Linked DNA regions of Mus musculus: region 1 is linked to region 2. A link is a loop called in an ENCODE intact Hi-C map of the cell type or tissue named here. Cell type or tissue: gastrocnemius. All regions are shown on one strand. Links, peaks and the distances in the headings refer to the core of each region. The heading gives the core; the rest is flanking DNA. Region 1 overlaps Limch1 (LIM and calponin homology domains 1). Region 2 has its middle 34 kb from the start of Uchl1os.

Evidence for each region. A loop is a pair of places that touch in the nucleus more often than their neighbours do. Peaks named below come from ENCODE experiments on the same cell type or tissue, not always from the same donor. Only the 100,000 strongest peaks of a DNase experiment are listed, where the experiment ranks them.
Region 1: it touches region 2 in a loop (2.2-fold over the local background); 2 of 42 quality-filtered maps call a loop at or near these places.

Annotation. Positions count from the first base shown.
Region 1 is chr5:66,787,196-66,796,323 of GRCm38, forward strand. The region is part of intron 1 of Limch1 (LIM and calponin homology domains 1); the gene reads left to right. Among named protein-coding and RNA genes, the nearest start is that of Limch1, 46 kb to the left of the region's middle. In gastrocnemius, for the core only: no CTCF peak of the experiment used is centred there; a DNase peak (open chromatin) is centred at 4,192.
Region 2 is chr5:66,705,933-66,715,060 of GRCm38, forward strand. No RefSeq gene overlaps it. Among named protein-coding and RNA genes, the nearest start is that of Uchl1os, 34 kb to the left of the region's middle. In gastrocnemius, for the core only: CTCF peaks have their summits at 4,678 (motif pointing left) and 7,739; a DNase peak (open chromatin) is centred at 4,652; H3K27ac peaks cover 503 bases.

The DNA of each region.
Region 1 (9,128 bases), core at 423-8,422, 81 kb after region 2:
CAGGACTATGAAACACAATTCAGGGTACCAAACTAAAATTCACATCAGCCTCAAAGATACAAGTGTTAGAAACTTATGCTTTAAAACAACTTAAACCGTACAGATTGTTCTCATAAATAAAGAATACAATGGCTCAAAGATTTTATAGAAGACGGTATACCTTTTGCAAGTATAACATATATAAAAATGGTTATTGATAAAATGGCAGATGTAATAGGGTGATTAGGAACATGGACTTTGGGGATCATAAGATACATTCTACTTTTATTCTGTTGTGGTGATAAAATATCTTGGCAGAAAAGTAGCTTAGAAGAGAAAGGGGTTTATTCTAGCTCACAGTTCCAGGTTACAGTTTGTCACTGGGGAGGTTGTCACAGCTGTAAAAGCTTGAAACAGCTGTTACATCATACCCACAGGTAAGAGCCGAGAGAAATGAGTGCATACTTACTTCCTTGTGCTTAGCTCAGTTTCTCTGGTGTTATAAAGTTAAGAGCCCTGCTGCCTAGGGGATGCTGCTGCTCGCAGAGGGCTGGATCCTCCCATATCAATTAACTTAAGACATTCCTCCACAGACCAACCCAATGCAGACAGTCCCTTATTAGCAGACTCATTTCTCAGGTGGCTATAGATTGTGTCAAGTTGACAGCTACGGCTAACTATGTCTTCGTTTGAATCTTGGTCTTTCCACTTATAAGATGCTTCCTCTCTCTTAGCTTCCTCTCCCCCTTTTATATAAAATGGGCACACACACAATAATAAAATTTTGTTTTCATCAAGATTTATAATAATAAGAGTAGTATTAACAGGAGACATAATAAGAGAACTGCTTAAACATCTTGAATTTATAATCCTTTCCTGAAAATGCAGAGTCATTATTGTTGGTGGCTGTTGTTAACATTATATGACATATTTGTCTTGACCCTTGATCCTTAAAAGCAGTGTGGAGCATACCAGTAGTGTTAGGAGGTGTATTTCTTGAGGGTGATTGGATGTTAATTAAAAATCTAATTGAAGTAAAATATCCATTAAGTTTCCCCTCCTCTCTCTTGCCCATTCGCCTACATCAAGAACATGATAGATGTTCATGAATAGGATAAAAAAATCTTGTTATATACATATATGAAAAATCACAGTGAAATCTATTGTTTCGTAGAGTTAATGTACACTAAGGTAAAAGGGGAAATGTGGCATATGAATTTTTAATTTTTTTTCCAACAGGCATATGTTATTTTATAATTAGTTAAAGACACTAATACTTGATCTTTTCATTTTGGGTTTATGCACTCTGACCAAAAGAAGTAGCAGAGAAGAGGCTACATATCAGCACAACTAAGCTATGACTTTAATCCTCCTTGAGGCCTTGATAGGAACTTGGCTACTGCTTGAACCTGTACATTTGACACAGAAGATAGGAGTAGTTCTTCTTTTATGCCTCCCTACCCTTCGTCTTCTTTTGCACATCTCAGTCGTTCACTTAACTTTTGCCAAATATGTGAGGCTACGTGATACTCTGGCTGGTAAGTGATGCAGTACCTGGTCTCATCAAAGGTTAAGACTACAGCTGTCTGGTCAGCCAATGGTTTTCCAGTTGAGAATCTCCTTGTCATTCAAATGCCTCAGTTGTAGATCAGATGGAAGTTAGAAAATTTAATTAAACCTGTCACTTTCTCCATATACCTGGACTGAGAAGGAGGGGACTTGACCCGAGGAGTAGCCAGCATCTGGCCTGGGCCAATGGGAAGCTGCCACCACATGCAGCACTGTGAGCAAGTCTAAGGTTGCTTTAGGATTGCTCACTGAGAGTTGGTATGCAGGTGAAGGCACCAGGGTTCACAATAGTAGCTGACTATCCTTCTCAGAGCAAATGGTTGTTGTTTAAGCCATCTGGTCGACCAGGCTCCCCCAGCCCGTTGAGATACCTCCCCTTGTTACCCATAGGATTCCAATCCCATCCTCACAGAAAGCTTTGCTTTTGTTACCACAGAATGTTCTCACAGTCACTGGTCCAGATGTTTGCTGGTGTGTGTGGCCAACCAGCCAAATTCCAGTTTTAAAATGCTGTTTGTGACAATGGGACTCTGTCAACTCAGGCTTTTAAAGCGCTGTGCAGTGGGGGTGGGGCATAGAGAGAAGCATGCTGTGGAGGGATAATATAAGTGCAGCAAACAAGTGATTTTCAACCCAAGAGAAAACACAAATTTTCATTTCAGAGAGTTCTGAGTGACATCAGGGACAGAGCAAGATGGTGTAGCTCCAAATTTCAGGTCATTCCAGGTTCATAAAGGATTGCACCAAGATATTTTCTGAAAGCTTGTAGGGCTTTAGCCTGGGAATTAATGAATGCTTTATGGCTTTCTCAGAGACGTTTCTCAGAATTTGACTTGGTTTTAAGTCACAAAATTCCAATATTTTATATAAGTGTTTCTCTTGAAAATAATGGAGGACTCTGCATTTTCTTCCTCCCTCCCTCCTCCCTTCTCCCTTCTCCCTCCCTCCCTCCCTCCCTCTCTCCTCCCTTCTCCCTTCCTCCCTCCCTCCTCCCCTTCCTTCTTCCCTTCATCCTTCCCTGTTCCCTCTCCCTCCTCTCTCTCTGCCTGCCTATCTTCTATCTTCCCCCTCCTTTCCCCTTTCCTTGCATAGTCTTTCCTTTCTTACCAGCTGTGACCCCACCCCCTCTCCTCTCTTCTTTTCTTCTTCCCCTCTCCTCCCTTGCATACTTAAGTGTCATTCTTTGATACTGTTATTATTAACATCAATAACGTAAAACTTTGACCTAGTACTAGAGTTGAAAAGTTCCCTTGGTCTAAAGAAACTCACATTATAGTGGAAGACTCCAATAATTAGTTAATGCACTTTAAAAGAACTTCAGAGGCCAGCAAGATGGCTCAGTAGGTAAAATCATTTGCTGCATGAACCTGACAGTTCTTGCAGCCCACGTAAAAAAGGCAGATGTAGTGGTGAGAACTAATAAAGCCAGTGCTCACCCAACAAGATGGGGTCAGCAATAGCAGAGTCACCTGGAAGCTCAGGGCCAGCCAGCTAGAGTAAGTGGCAAGGTCTCAAGAAGGTGGAAGGTGAGAGCCAACTCCTAAAAGTTGTCCTCTGACTTTCATAGTTGCACCATGACTTACACGTGGCTGCATTCACGAAGGCACAGAGACAGGAATGCACCCAGACACACATGCGCGTACGCACAGGAGGTGACTCCCTGGTGGGAAGTACTTACTGCTTTTGCAGAGGACCTAAGTTCAGTTCCAAGTTCCTACAAACATTTGTAGCTCCAATCCCAGGATATCTGAATCTCTCTTGGCCTCCATGGGCTTCTGCATGTTTGTGGTATACACGAATTCACTCAGGCACAGACATGTACAGATTAACCTTAAGAAACAAATCTATAAAAATTTAAAACGACTTCAGATAATGTGAAATGCCATGGATAAAACTAAGCAAGACCATGTGGTAGCAGAGGGAGGGGACAGGCTGAGAAGTGCAGATGGACACGTCACTGCTTTCCCTTGTGTTGTCCCTTGAAGGCTGTCTGGGGGAACTGGACTTTCAGTCCAGACCTGAATGAAGAGAGACTATGTAGTTCTTGGCAACTAGATCTGGAGATGCGCACTTTCCAATGTGTGGAGAAGTCTAGCCCCCAGTCAGGGGCATGGTGATTCCTTTCTCAGGGATGCTGGAGGTAATGGAGGTATCAGAAAGGAATGCCTAGAACCCCTTAGGTGCCCAATAGCCTTAAATTACAAAGGGACTTCACAAATGCACTTCTCTTTATAGTTCTTGTTTGTTTCTGTTATTGTTGTTAGACGTTATTATGTTATCTACACATAAACCTGCTGGCTATGAAGAATAAAGTAAAATGTCTGTGAGGGCTATGTGTTGGATTTTAGGACATAGGACTAACAAGATAAGGACGTAATCCAGCCTTGCCTCTGGAGACGATCAGTGAGGTTAATTATATTGCATTCCTTGCCAGCTCTGCTTTACCAGTTGGCTGGAACTTGTTGTTTGATGGATGAGTTTCAGATACGGTTCCACTAGGAACCGTGCCTCAGGTTAACTCGGCCCTATTCCCCCCTCCCCCTCGAAGCAATATTTAGGCAGTTTTGAGGTAAGGCCAATGTGCATACTGCAGGAGGCCCTTGAGACATGCACACACCTGGCAGGTCCTTTGCCGAATTCCCCAATTCTGCACTGTGGAGTGGAGAAGAAATGGCCTTGGCCTTGCAAAAAGATTTGACAGCAGGTGTTAGCCTGTGGCTGCCAAGTACTGCAGGATAGAGATTCCTCATTTCAAGAATGCTGTATAAAGCACGTCTTACTGTATGTGGGCCAGTTGGAATTTATTCTTACTGGTTGATAATTATTACAGACTTCATTTTGAAACCACACTCAAGATCTACCCTAGAATATGACAACAACTGAATTCATGTTTGTGTAGTATTTATGCCTTGATCTAGATCTCCAGGACTTACAATAACTTTAGAGACTGCAAGTGCTAGCCCAGGAATAGTATTGTCAATAAATGTGGCTAGTTCTTAAGAGTTATTGATACTCTGATGTTAGACTTCCAGGGGGCTGCCTTTGGAGTCCAAAGACCAGTTTTCTAGAAGTAGTCCTTCCTTCCTTCCTTCCTTCCTTCCTTTTTTCCTTCCTTCCTTCCTTCCTTCCTTCCTTCCTTCCTTCCTTCCTTCCTTCTTCCCTTTGTTGTTAGCCCTGGCTGTCCCAGAACTAGCTCTATTAACCAGGTTGGCCTCAAATTCAGAGAAAACCACTTGGTTCTGCCTCCTGAGTGCTGAGATTAAAGGCATGCATGCACTACCACCACCTAGCTTAATCTTTCTATTTTTATTTACTATATAGTATCACATACTTAAAAATAGTATGAGAAAGATACTTATGCCCTTAGTATGAAAGCCACATGCTATTACTTTTAATGATATTGTTTTCCCTGCTTCACCTAAGGGGAAATGGAGCTACCTAGCAGATATTACTAAATTTTGCTACATGCAGTTATTTGGGCATTTTTTGGTTATGTTACTGATCTTCTCAAGGCCAATTTTATAAGGAGCTTTATAAAAGCACAAGACTGAAAATGGTATTTCCAATATAATAATGAAGTAATTTTTTTATGGGGCTACATATAAATGATATGTGATCACCCAATAAACTAATGTCACAGACATCAAAAAGAACCCTTTCTTGTCCATGACAATCTTACAAACTGTTCTTAGTGACACTTTCATTCAATATATGAAGCTTCTCTCTGCAAATTGCCTGAAGTGTTGGCATTATTTTATTTTTTCCAATGAGCTCCCAAGATCAGTATTATTTTTAAAAATTACTTAACGTCTTTAAAAAATGAAGACATAATGTCAAATTAATATTAACCCCAGGGGGATGGTTTAATAATCTTTAAAGGAACCTTTAAAGATTAAAAAAGGAAATGCTGGAGAATCAGTTTGGGACACGGCCATGATCCCCCTGCGTGGTTCCGTTGAAGATTGGGAAGGGTGCACATGGAGCCTGGTACTCAGAGTCAGCTTCACTGGAGCAAGTGGGGACAACTGTGAAGGCCAGCATCTCTGGGGCACTTGGTAAGCATCAGTGGTAGGCACCTCTGTAGGGTTGGGACCATGAAGAGTTGTGGGGAAACTCAGGAACTGGCTTGAACCTATAGCTTCCTTCAGGAGTAATCTCTTCAGTGGAAATCTTAATATTGGTGTCAGCCATCAATAGCTGGGAAGACTGGAGTCTCGTGGATGCTTGGGGGTGGGGATGGGGGTGGGAGTTCTGGTTGGACACACAACCAGCACAATCCATCAAGAGACTGTTAAAACAAGTTTTACAAATAAGCAAAAAAATTGTTCTACATTAAATGCAGGTATCCTGGGTACAAGCAATGACTCCACAGGGCTCCCAGAGCAGCACCAGCATCTTGCTTCAGAGTAGAGATGGGGAAACCTGGCTATGCTGTGTTGGGGGATGGAGAAGAATGGTAAATTGCAGGCTTCTGGAACATTCCCTGAGGGAAGTGGGAAGGAAGGAGTGCTCACCAAGGACAAAGTACTGAAAGTGCCCGGAGCAGCTTGGTGCAACCACCTCAGTGCTCTGCAGACTTTTCACGAGCATGCCCATAAAGTGGGTGGTGTCTGCTTGCATATGGGAGAATATGAAAGCCAACCACTCACTCCCTTGCTTCTATAAAACCTATACAAAGCTGCAGAGTCCCATCAACCATTCAGGGCTGAGCACCAGGGCTATGCCCCAGGCAGCATACTGTCTGTAGATGTCCCAAATGTCTTGGACCGTGACTTGGACTTTCTCCTAAAGTCTTTATATTAGACATATAAAAGCCAGCCATTCCTTGTATAGCTAGTTTAATAAGGTGTTTTCCATTCTGGCTGAGGCAAAGACTTGCTTACATTTTAAATTGAGTCCAAGTTTTCTGAAAGTCAAGTGAGTGCGTGTTCAGCGAACAAGCTTTGGGGGTTGATTTTTGACTTGGTTTGAGATGAGAATAAGCTGCTGGTTAGCGGTGGGGATAGCTGTGAGGAAATCAGTCAGGAAAATGATACACATGCAAAGAATGAAGGGAACCCCCCCCAACCCCCACACACACTTGTTCTGCTTGAGGGGAGGGGATGAGACATGGTAACCTAGAGTCACCTACAGTCAGCCACCATTCTTTAAATGACAAAGGAAGAGGAAATACTCTTTGACCTTGAATCTGAGCCTGAAGTCTTTAGGACACAGAGTCCTGATATTAACAGTAAGGTTGAGGACTGGGAGATAGCCTAGTGGCAGAGGCTCCCATTCCCAGCACCACACAAATCATCAACAAATAAACTATGATTAGTATTAAAGTCTGTATTGTTGGTTTTTTGTGAAAATTAAAACACACAGAGTATTTGCCATACAAATGTTTATTATTCTTTTTGAAAATGAAGGGTTGACTCTTGAATGTCTGACACCCAACGGATGGTGTTCTTGCTTCTCTGGGAAGTGATTTGGCTGTCACCCTCTTCTACATTAAGTGAAGAATTATAGAACTTACACTCTATCCTATGACTACATGTGTAACAATGGGGCTGAGATTCAAATCAACTTTCTCTTCCTAGGGCATGTTTTATTAAAATTGTTAACCCAAGCAGTGTGACTGAGTAAGAAATCATGATAGTTGATTTTTAAATGTCAATTTACTGCAACAAATTATTTGAGAAGGGATCCTCAGTTGAAGAATTATCTATGCCAGGTTGGCCTGCGTGCAACTGTGTAGGGATTGATTGGATTGTTAACTGATGTAGAAGTGTCCGGTCCACTATGGGTGGCACCATCCCTAGCAAAGCAATCCTGAACTAAAAACTAGCTTAATGTAAGCCATCCTGAAAGCCAGCTGGCAAGCAGCTCCCTCCATGGTTCCTGCATACTTCTTTGACTGTGAGCTGAGTTCCTTGTTTGGAGGTAAGACTGTGTGGGATAGCAATTAGCCTGACTTCAAGCTCTTGCCTCAAGTTTCTGCTTTGACTTTCCCCAGTGGTGGACTGTGATCTGGAGTGGTAAACTAAAATAAACCCATTTCTTCCCAATGTTGCTTCTGGTTAGGTTATTTTAACATAGCAACGGAAACTGGGACAGCCATTAATTCTTTAATTCATTAGTTCCACTGGCTTTTATAGAATACCATATTCAAGACCACTATGTCATACTTTGGCTTTCTGTGCCTCAGTTTCCTTATCTGTAGCGTGAGAATGAGACTTGTGTTTTCTGTTTGGGATGCTATGCTCTGTACTGAGTTGAAACAAACCAAGTGCTTGTCATAATGGCTGGCACACAACATGTGCTCTAGAAACACTGGTTGTTAATAAGCGTATAATCAATCTGGCTATGGATCCTGTGTCGTTATCTCCTGCCATTGTTCTATTTGGTTTCTGCTTTGGCTAAGACTGGTTTATCTCTACCCATTATCTTCAGTCTGTCCACTTTCTACCCCTTTATCCCCACCATGCCTCCTTTTTAAACTCCTTTATCCCTGCTGTTTTAATTAGGGTCTCTATTGCTGTGATGAAACACCATGACCAAAAAGCAAGTTGGGAGGAAAGAAAGGGTTTATTGAGTTTACACTTTCATATTGCTGTTCATTAACAAAGGAAGTCAAGACAGGAACTCACACAGGGCAGGAACCTGAAGGCAGGAGCTGATGCAAAAGCCATGGAGGAGTGCTAGTTATTGGCTTGCTTCCCCTGGCTTGCTCAGCTTGCTTTCTTGTAGAACCCAGGACCACCAGCTCAGGGATGGGACCATCCACCATGAGCTGTCCCTCCTCCCTCCATTAATCACTAACTGAGAAAATGCCTTATAGATGGATCTCATGGAGGCATTTTCTCAACTGAGGCTCCTTGCATTCTGATGACTAACTTGGGTCAAGGTGACACAAAACCATCCAGTAACACCTACCTTGCTCCTTTTTCTCAACCCACCCTGCTTCTACATTGGTCACCAGAATTGAAAGTGACTGAGTGTAAAACTCAGGTCAGCATATTTACCTACATAACACAGCTTTTTATATGGACTAGATTTTTATATGAACTAGATTAGCTTTTTAAATCTCAAAAATTATGGAACATGAAGCATGTCTGCACCAAGTTGAAGCCCTCTGGGTCTGCATGTGATAGAAGTAATTTGAACAGCCAAAATAAAATAAAATAAAATAAAATAAAATAAAATAAAATCTTAAATCATGTGCAACACATTTTGTGTTTGATATATTGTTACATTCTACATCAAGTAAGAATACTGTCTGAACTGTTAGGCAAGTGCATGGAAACATTGTATCTTTTTTTACTCAAGTCCTTCATCTTAGCAGGTTCTATCACTACTTCTGCACCAGAGACGTTAGATGAAAGGTTTTTACCTTCTTTACAATCTGAAAGAGTGAGGCAGGGGCATGCGTTGAGAGCCACATAGATAGATATGTTTCTATTTGGAGCTGTGATTAGCCCAATCTTGGGCAGTTTCCTGTGATGACAGAGAATGGGGAAGCCCATTTAGAAGCAGACATGCTGTCCAGGTGTGGTCTGGGAAAGCTGTGTTTGTATGAGGGGTACTGGAGGGGCTTGGTG
Region 2 (9,128 bases), core at 620-8,619:
TATAGCTGATGGATGTTCCTGCCCCCTCCCACCCCCCACCTGTCGTCTGCTCAGCCACACATCTCCTCCCCTAGCTGCTGTGAGTGTTGATTGATAACAGCTCACAGCTGTCCCTTCCTGCGGATAACTGCCTTCACCTAAACAATACCCCACCCCGTGTTTGGTTGGTACGGGCACAAGGGTGGCTCCTTGCATCTGGGTGGGATTGACTCTGATGGTGTCTGTGCTCCAGGGCCCTCTTGCTTAGCTACCTCTGCTTGTTTGTTGCATCCTTTGCTTCCTTTCCTCCAAGAGCATCTTCAGCATGCTGTCTAATAAGACAGAAAGGAAATTTTAAGGTGATAGGGTGTTGCTCCTTCAGCCTCTCTGCCCTGTTGTCTGCCTGTTTTCAGTTTGTTTTTCTCTCTAATTTCTCTCTCTGCTCCATATCCACTAGGGTTTTTTTTCCCCACAACTCGACAGATTCGTCAGATGTGGAAGTACACACCTTCAATATCGCACTCCGGTGGAAGAAGTAGGAACTATGCTGTTAAGTCTGAAGCCAGCCTAGCAAGGCAGGGCTACATCGTAAGACCTTGTTTCAGCAATGGCGCATGCCTTTAATTCCAGCACTGGGATGGCAGAGACAGGTGGATGTCTGAGTTCAAGGCCAGCTTGGTCTACAGAACAAGTTCTAGGACAGCCAGGGCTATACAGAGAAACCCTGTCTCAAAAAAAAAAAAAAAAAAAAAAAAAAAAAACCAAAAACCAAAAACCAAAAAACAAACAATCAAACAAAAAAAACCAAGACCACAAAACAAAAAAAGAAAATACAAAGTACTCTGGGCATGGCAGCATGCACCTTTGATCCCAGCTCTCAGGAGGCAGAGCCAGGTGGATCCATGCAAGTTCCAGGCCATCTAGGGCTACATAGTGAGACCTTGTTTCAAAAAAAGAGAACAAACAAACAAACAAAAATAGAAAAGCAGGGCCGGTAAAGTGGCTCGGCAGGGAAGGGGACTTGCCTCCAAGCCTAACTGCATGAGTTCAAAGCCCTGCAGCCCATCTGGTGAAGAGAGAAAATTGACTCCTGAAGATTGTCTTCTGACTTCCATGGCTTGTGTGTACTCATAAATACTTGTAAGCATACAATAAATAAGTAAATGAAAAAAAAAGTTTAGGGGTGCTTAGACCTTTCAGCAGTTATTAGGGCGAGAGACCCCAGTTTGGTTCCTCAGCATTCCCGGCTGGTGGCAAACAGAAGCCTGTCACTCCAATTCTAGAGGACCCAGCTCTTTCTTCTGGCCTCCACTTGTGTCTTCACTCATATACACATACATACCCATACATAGACACACATTTTTTTTTAAAAGTCTTTAAAATTTCCTGTGTTTAAAAATGATCAAAAACCTCAAACCAAACCAAATAAGCAAGCAAATAAAACAAACAAACAACAACAACAACAACAACAACAAAAAAAAACTGGGCATGTAGCTATGTTGGTAGAATGGCCTGGCATGCGTGAAGTCATGGTTTGGATCCCTAGCACCATGCCTGTGATGGTACCAGTTAAGAGGTAAATGCAGGAGGATCAGAAGTTCAAAGCCATCTTTGGTTATATAGTGAATTAGGGGGCAACCTGGGCTCCCTGAGACCCTCTCTCAAAACAAACAAACCCCAACCGATCAACCAAACAAAAACCTGGGCCAGAGAGATGGCTCAGCTGTTTAAAGACCCTTGACTGCCAAGCTTGACAATGTGGCTTTAATTCCCAGGATCCCTCCGATGGAAGAAAACCAAGTCCTGCAAGTTGTCCTGTGACTTCTATATATGCATAGACACAGACAGACAGACATACAGACATACACACACACACACACACACACACACACACACACACACACACACACACAGAGCAAAACCCCCAGACTAGGCAGACTTACTGAAGAGTGGTTTAGATGCTCTCTGTCGGAGCCTGAATAGATCTGTTTACATAAGATGTGGCCTTTACAGACAGGCTCAATCCCCAAGACTCTGCCCTCAGCTTTACAAGTTGACTGCTGTATTATGGATACAAAGCATGGACCCAGAGCTTAAAGTCCCAGCCCAGCTGGCCTCTGTCATGTCCACCCTTCTGCATTTACTTCCTGTGGCATGTGGCCTCGTTTTCTGTGGAGTCAGCCTTGCCCACTCTCTCTTTCAGCAGGCCTGCTTGGCTGACACATTGGAGAGGCTGTGACTACATATATAGAGTCATCAGACATGACATAACCTGCAGCAGCCAGTGCTGGCCTTTGTCGGGCGTCTTCGACCAGGCCAATGAGAGACAATCAGACTGACCATTCTCCAAGAAGGTGATTCTGCCTTTAAGGTCTTTTTTGGTGTGAATCAAGAGACTTTGAGCTGAACCAAGTCTGAAATGTAATTCAGCAGTAGATTAAAGGCCTGGTTTCATGCCCAATATTACCAAGGGTGGGTGAGAATCGTGAGTCAAGGCTAGCCTGGGCTGTACATAGTGAGTTCCAGGCCATCTTGGGCTACTTAGCAAGACCTATCTCAAGGAAACAAAAGCACCAATGAAATAGGCAGACTGGATCCTGATGTCATATTGATGCCCTTGAGATTAGCTTGGATCATTTTCGCTGTATTCTACAGTCACGGGGGTGGGGTGGGGGGTGGGCAAGAAACTCCTCTCACCCCCCACTTCAGCTATTTTGAGGTGAGGCCTGCTGTTTTCAACCAAAAGGCACCCAACTGAAATACACAGACTTTCATTTTATTTTACAACAAAGCTCTTGCTTTATTACACTTAGACATCTGCTTTCTCTTTGCCGACCATACGCAATGGGAATGAAGTCGACCCTTAATTGGGACTGCAGTGTCTTAAATTGAAAGACTGTAGGCTAAAAGGAGATTGTATTTGCCAAAATGAAGGGAGACTAGCTCCATCTACCGCTCTACTGTGTCTTGTCTCTCCTGAGTCTTTGGATATCTTACTCTCCCTTCTTCCCTTTAAGTTTCATGCTTATCTGTTTTTGACTAGGGGCACGTGCATGCCACAGCACACACGTGGAGGTCAGGGGTCAACTTGGACTGTCTCCTTTCACCATGCAAGGCCCCCGGGATCGAACTCAGGTCATTGGGCTTGGCAGCAAGCACCTTTACCCAATGAACCATCTTGTCAGCTTCCTTCTTCCCTCTTTATCTCTATTTAAGAAATACTGTTACACTTTTGAGGCTTCTTATTTTAAAAAGTCCTTTGAGAGATGAACCCCCTGACTTCCATGTCTGTGGCCTTTCCAACCCTCCCTATGGTACAGCCATACACCGCATGATCTACCAAATGCTTCCGAATGCTTACACAAGGGACCCTCACCTTTGGTTTTTGCTAGTTTGTTTGTTTATTGAAAGAGTCTTACAATAAACCCTAGACTGGTGTCGAACTCAATTAAAGCCAATTGCTTGAGCCTCCCAAGTGCCAGGATCAAGGTGTATAGCATTCCACCTGGCTCAACATACATAGACATACAAATAGTCTCAGTTCTCAAAGGAACCCTCCACAAACCCTCCTCTGCCTTATAGGCAAAAATAGTACATCGCAAAATAACTCACTCAGCCTCTAAAAGCTGATAAACAAGAGCCAATATTCAGAGAGTTCTGACTCCATGTACGATGTGCCCCCAATTTCTCTTCAGGCAAACACTTTGCTGTCTACAACTGGCTTAAGGAAGATGAGAACTTTTGCCTGAGGCTCGACCTAAAATTAAAATGCTCTTTGAAGATTCTCCATGAAATCAAAGCTGCACATTATTTTAGTTATATATATATATATATATATATATATATATATATATGTGTGTGTGTGTGTGTGTGTGTGTGTGTGTGTGTGTGTGTGTGTGTGTGTATGTGTGTACACACACAATACTGGATGTGGTGGCTCATAGCTATGATCTCAGTAGTTGGAAGGCAGAAGCAAGAGACCATAAGTTCAAGGCCAGTCTAGGATACAGAGGTCCAGTCTAGCCTGTTACTTAATGAGACCCTGACATGACATCAAACACAATTGAAATGAACAATTAAAATACATTGACTGCTTATGGCATGCTGCGCACAGTTGTAAAAGCTGAGGCTATCACAGTGGACAAGAAAGAGATGATTCCCTGTCTCAGAGCACTGGGAGGACAGAGGGCAAGTGTACCGACGACAGATGAGCCAGGCTCTGCGGGATGGGATGACTTCTGTGCTGGGAAACTGGGAAACAAAGATGTAGAAAGGCTAGACTGAGGGCTGGGTCGGGGGCAGTGTTATTTAGATCAGTGATTCTCAACCCCTTTGAGGGCTGCATATCAGATATCCTGGATACCATATACCCTGCTTATCAGACATGGAAATTAAGATTCATAATAGTAGCAAAATTATATTTATGAAGTAGCAATGAAAATAATATTATGATCGGGGGGTCACCATGACATGAGGACCTGTATTGGAGGGTCACAGCATTAGGAAGGTTGAGGACTGCTGCTCTAGATGGTTGCTGCTCTAGAGGTTGTGGAAAGCCTCCTAGAACATTGAAAAGGGACATGTGGACAGAGTTCCAAACAAAGGAGAAACAGAGGCATTCGGTTTCCTGGGGGTACAGTGCTTGTGCCCCCTGCTGTGGAGGGGATGATCTTTAAAGAGGATTTCTGATTTATTCTACTAGCCTCCACTAGATGGACTCCCTAAACGTAGGGAAACAGAAACTCTGCTGGTAGCGTGGAGTGTCCCAGAGAGACGGGAAGATGCTGATCACCAAGGGAATTTGCTTTCTTAAAGATGCAAGTCACCTACAGGGTATACATAGCCCCAAAGAGGAGGACTGTTAACTGTTAACTGTTAACTGGCAGAATCTGAATCCAATCTTCTTTAATAGTGACAGAGCCAGTTTCCCTAGTTTACATATATTTAAGCTAGGCTAAGAGATGTTCACATTAGGCTGGGCTGAGTGACCAGTAGGTGGAAGCTCTATGTTGTTTGTGGCTTTTCCACTACAGTTCTTTCAAAAGCTAGTCACTTGATGCTAGTTATCTGACATATTTGTATTGTAGTTAGTTGTTACTAAGGATATACAGAATTGATGTGATCCTCAAAAGTCTTAGATTTTATGACCCTTGAGAAATTGATCGTTTCAACGTATATGAAAATTCGAAAGAGCGATCTAAGCTGAAGTCTTTTTATTTTTTATTTTTTGGTTTTTCAAGACAGGGTTTCTCTGTATAGCCAGCCCTGGCTGTCTTGGAACTCACTCTGTAGACCAGGCTGGCCTCGAACTCAGAAATCCGCCTGCCTCTGCCTCCCGAGTGCTGGGATCAAAGGCGTGTGCCACCACCGCTCGGCTGGCTGAAGTCTTTAAGAACGTATTAGCCATCAAGACCCAAGGTGCTCTTGCTGTTAGAGAGCAGTGCTGCAAAGGAGGGCAGAGACCAGAACGCAATAGACAGCCCAGAAATCAAGCACGTGTAACTAAGTTTCTGACAAAGGGGTAATAAAGCACAAAGAGGGATGGCTTCACAGGGAAGAGGAATTCTAACGTTTAAGCTCTACAGTCCACACACACACCAGTTCCATATGTAATTTATAAAAACAGAGCATTTACGAGGAAGCAAGAATATCTTTATGACGTTGGTGGAAGTAATAATTTCTCCAGCAGGACACGAAAGCCCAGACCACAAAGAAAATAATAAATTAGACTACAGAGAGACACAGTACTTTATTCACTGGAAGAGCCCACGGAGAGAATGAAAAGCCCACAATACGGGAGGAAAGTGTATTTCATGGAGCTGACAAAGGTGATCAGAGTGCACAACTAACTCCTAAGATCAAGAAGACAATCCAATAGCTAAACATAGGTCTTTTCACACTTAGGCAAAGTGCTCTATCTACGCTGTGTTCTGAGCTAAATATCCTCACAGGGTACTTGTCACACACAAAGGCTAGATCTTACCCACAAGATGAGGTCAAGAAACCAAATACAAAGGAGTGTCATCCATTCATAGAAAGGCCAGGAGCAAGCAGGGCTATTTTCATGACCATAGTGATTGCCTTTCACAAGGAAGGGCTTTCTTTAGTGGTGGGAAAGGGGCAAGAGGGCGCTTCTGAGCTCCTCTTCCCCCCCCCCCCCGCACCCCCCCCCCCCCAGACAGGGTTTCTCTATGTAGCCCTGGCTGTCCTGGAATTCACTCTGTAGACCAGGCTGGCCTCGAACTCAGAAATCCACTTGCCTCTGCCTCCCAAGTGCTGGGATTAAAGGTGAGCGCCACCACCGCCCGGCCCAGCTGAGCTCTTAATATTACATTTCTTGATCTGGGTACAGTATACAGGAATGTTATAATTTATGATCTGCACATGTGCACATATATTGCACACACACACACACACACACACACACACACACACACACACACACACAAACACTCCAAGAAAAGTTGATATTGCTGGGAATGTATATGTTTGTAACTCCAGCACTCAGGATTCAGAGGCAGGAAGAATTTTTTTTTTCCTTTTTTAGTATAGAATAGAGTTTATTTAGGGCATGGGAGGGGGAGTTGGGAAAGGAGGAGAGAGAGAGAGAGAGAGAGAGAGAGAGAGAGAGAGAGAGGAAGAGGAGGAGGAGGAGGGGAGGAGGGGGAGGAGAGGAGAGGAGAGGAGAAGAGAGGAGAGGAGAGGAGAGGCCGGCCATGAACACATGGAGCATGGAGAGAGGGGGAGGGGAATGGGGAGAGAGGGGTAAGAGGGTAAGAGAACAAGAGAGAAAAAGCAAGAAGATTCTTGTAAATTCAAGGCCAGGCAGGGCTACACAGCAAGAAGCTGTAGCCTGGGCAGGAGGAATGGACAAAGGAAGGGAGAGCGAGATGGAGATTTACTAAAACACTCCATGATTTAGATAAACAGAAGCTAGATTGGGAGACGACATTTGTGTTATTGCCGCTTGCCTCACAATCAGTCCAAAGCTTAGCAGCTGAGAACAACAAACACTTATTACCTCACAGTGTCTGAGGGCCAGGAATTTGGGAGACGATCAGGGTGTAGCTCCACTTAGGGTCTCTCTTGAGGTCACAGCTAACCCATTAGCCAGGGCTACAGTCATCTGAAAGCCTGACCGGGGCTGGAAGGTCCACACCCACAGCCCTGTGTTGTCCGCAAACTTGGGCTCTTGAGCCAGCTCGTCCTTGTGAGGGGCTCTCCACAGGCTGCTGAGTGTTCTCACCACAGGCTAGGGCCTAAGAAGGGAGCAGAAAGGATCAAGAGAGCCCTGCATGGAAGCCACAGGGTTTCTCACGGCCAGCTGTGGAAGAGTGTTAGCCCAATGCTTGCTCTCTGCTGTGGGAGCACAGTGAGGAAACACCAGCAGTCAGCGAGGGGGAGCCACCTTGCTGACTGGCTCCTAGAGAAGGTTTCATGTCTCATCTCTGTGACTAAATGCCTGACAGAAGCAATCTGAGGAAGACTCCTTTCCTTCCTCTCTCCCTCCTTTCCTTCCTCTCTCCCTCCTTTCCTTCCTCTCTCCCTCCTTTCCTTCCTCTCTCCCTCCTTTCCTTCCTCTCTCCCTCCTTTCCTTCCTCTCTCCCTCCTTTCCTTCCTCTCTCCCTCCTTTCCTTCCTCTCTCCCTCCTTTCCTTCCCCTCTCCCTCCTTTCCTTCCTCTCTCCCTCCTTTTGTGGGTGTGTAGAAATGTGTGTCACATGCGAGCCAATGATGGTGCCATACCAGAAGACACCGAAAGGGGGCGTCATATCCCCTGGCACTGGAATTACAGGCAGTTGTGATCCCCAGGAGTGGCTGCTGGAAACTGAATCCAAATCCTGTCGTGCTCCAGTCCCAGAAGTGACTTTTTTATTTTTTAATTTTTTTAGATTCAGGGGATTCAGTCCGTCATGGTGGTTGGGGGGGGGGGGGGGACGACGACGACGACGGGGAACAGGGCATCTGGAGTGGCTCAGCTGATGGGGTTCGGGTTCACCATGTTGTTTCTTATGCTAAGTAGATAAGGAAGCAGAGAGCCAGGGCTGGGCTATCAGATGCTGCCTCTCCTCTGCCAACCATGACTTGTATTGCAAAGACTCCCAAAGGCTACAAGCTGGGAACCCGGCATTCCAACACTCAAGCCTGTGGGAGGACATTTTTAATACAAACCATAATACTTCCACACCCATTTTTTTCTCTCTTAAATTACTAGGGGTATCTTTAGAAATTCTTAGGTCCTTAAACTTCCTGCCTCTCTGGTCCGCTGATGGGCTCAACTCTCCGACTGTTTTCCTGTCTAGTGAATCTTAGGCAGGACTTGCTGGAAGAGGAACAAATCCTCCCAAAGGGTATCTATGCTATGAAGATGTTTTTTTTCTGACCTGCAATCTCAGAAATTCTAGCTATCCTCTCTGTGCCTGGTACCTTATCTTAACTTGATCACCTGAAATGCTGCTGGGACAAACATACGTGCCATAACTGAAAGACGTTTTTCTGCTCAAACATAGGCACATTATCCCGACACCACAGTGGCTCACCCTCTTCTCTGCTTATTAGAATCCCCTGGGAAGCAGTTAAAGCTACAAATCCGCTAAGCCGGGTGTGTCTCTGTGCTCAGGACAGGCAGAGAGTCAGACAGGCAGAGCTCTGAGTATTTGGGCTAGCCTGGTCCATATAGCAAGTTCCAGGTGATCCAGCAGGTGGGACACAGCAAACCCCTATCTCAAAATAGAAACAAAATAACCAGGCCACCAAACAGAAAAGACAAAACAAAACCCAGTCCGTTTCCAGGTTTGCCAGATGACTGGAGTTTCAGAGCTGTTCTGCTCTTGCAGAAAGTGGAATCTGGTTTCTAGCACTCATGTCTGGTGGTTCACAGCTACCTGAAACTCTAGTTGGAAGGGAACTGACACCGCCTTGGACAGCGCACACATGTGCACAATTGAACCTCCTCCTGGAAACGTATACACACAATTAACTGGAAAAAAAATTGAAACACTAATTCCTGAATTCCCCTGAAGATCCACTGCTTCAGACCATCCAGAGACAGGCTCCCTAAATCTGCATTTTGAACATACTAAGAGCTGGGGAGATGGCTCAGCGAATGGAAGTGAGTGCTGAGCAGCCATGTAGACCTGAGTTCTGACTT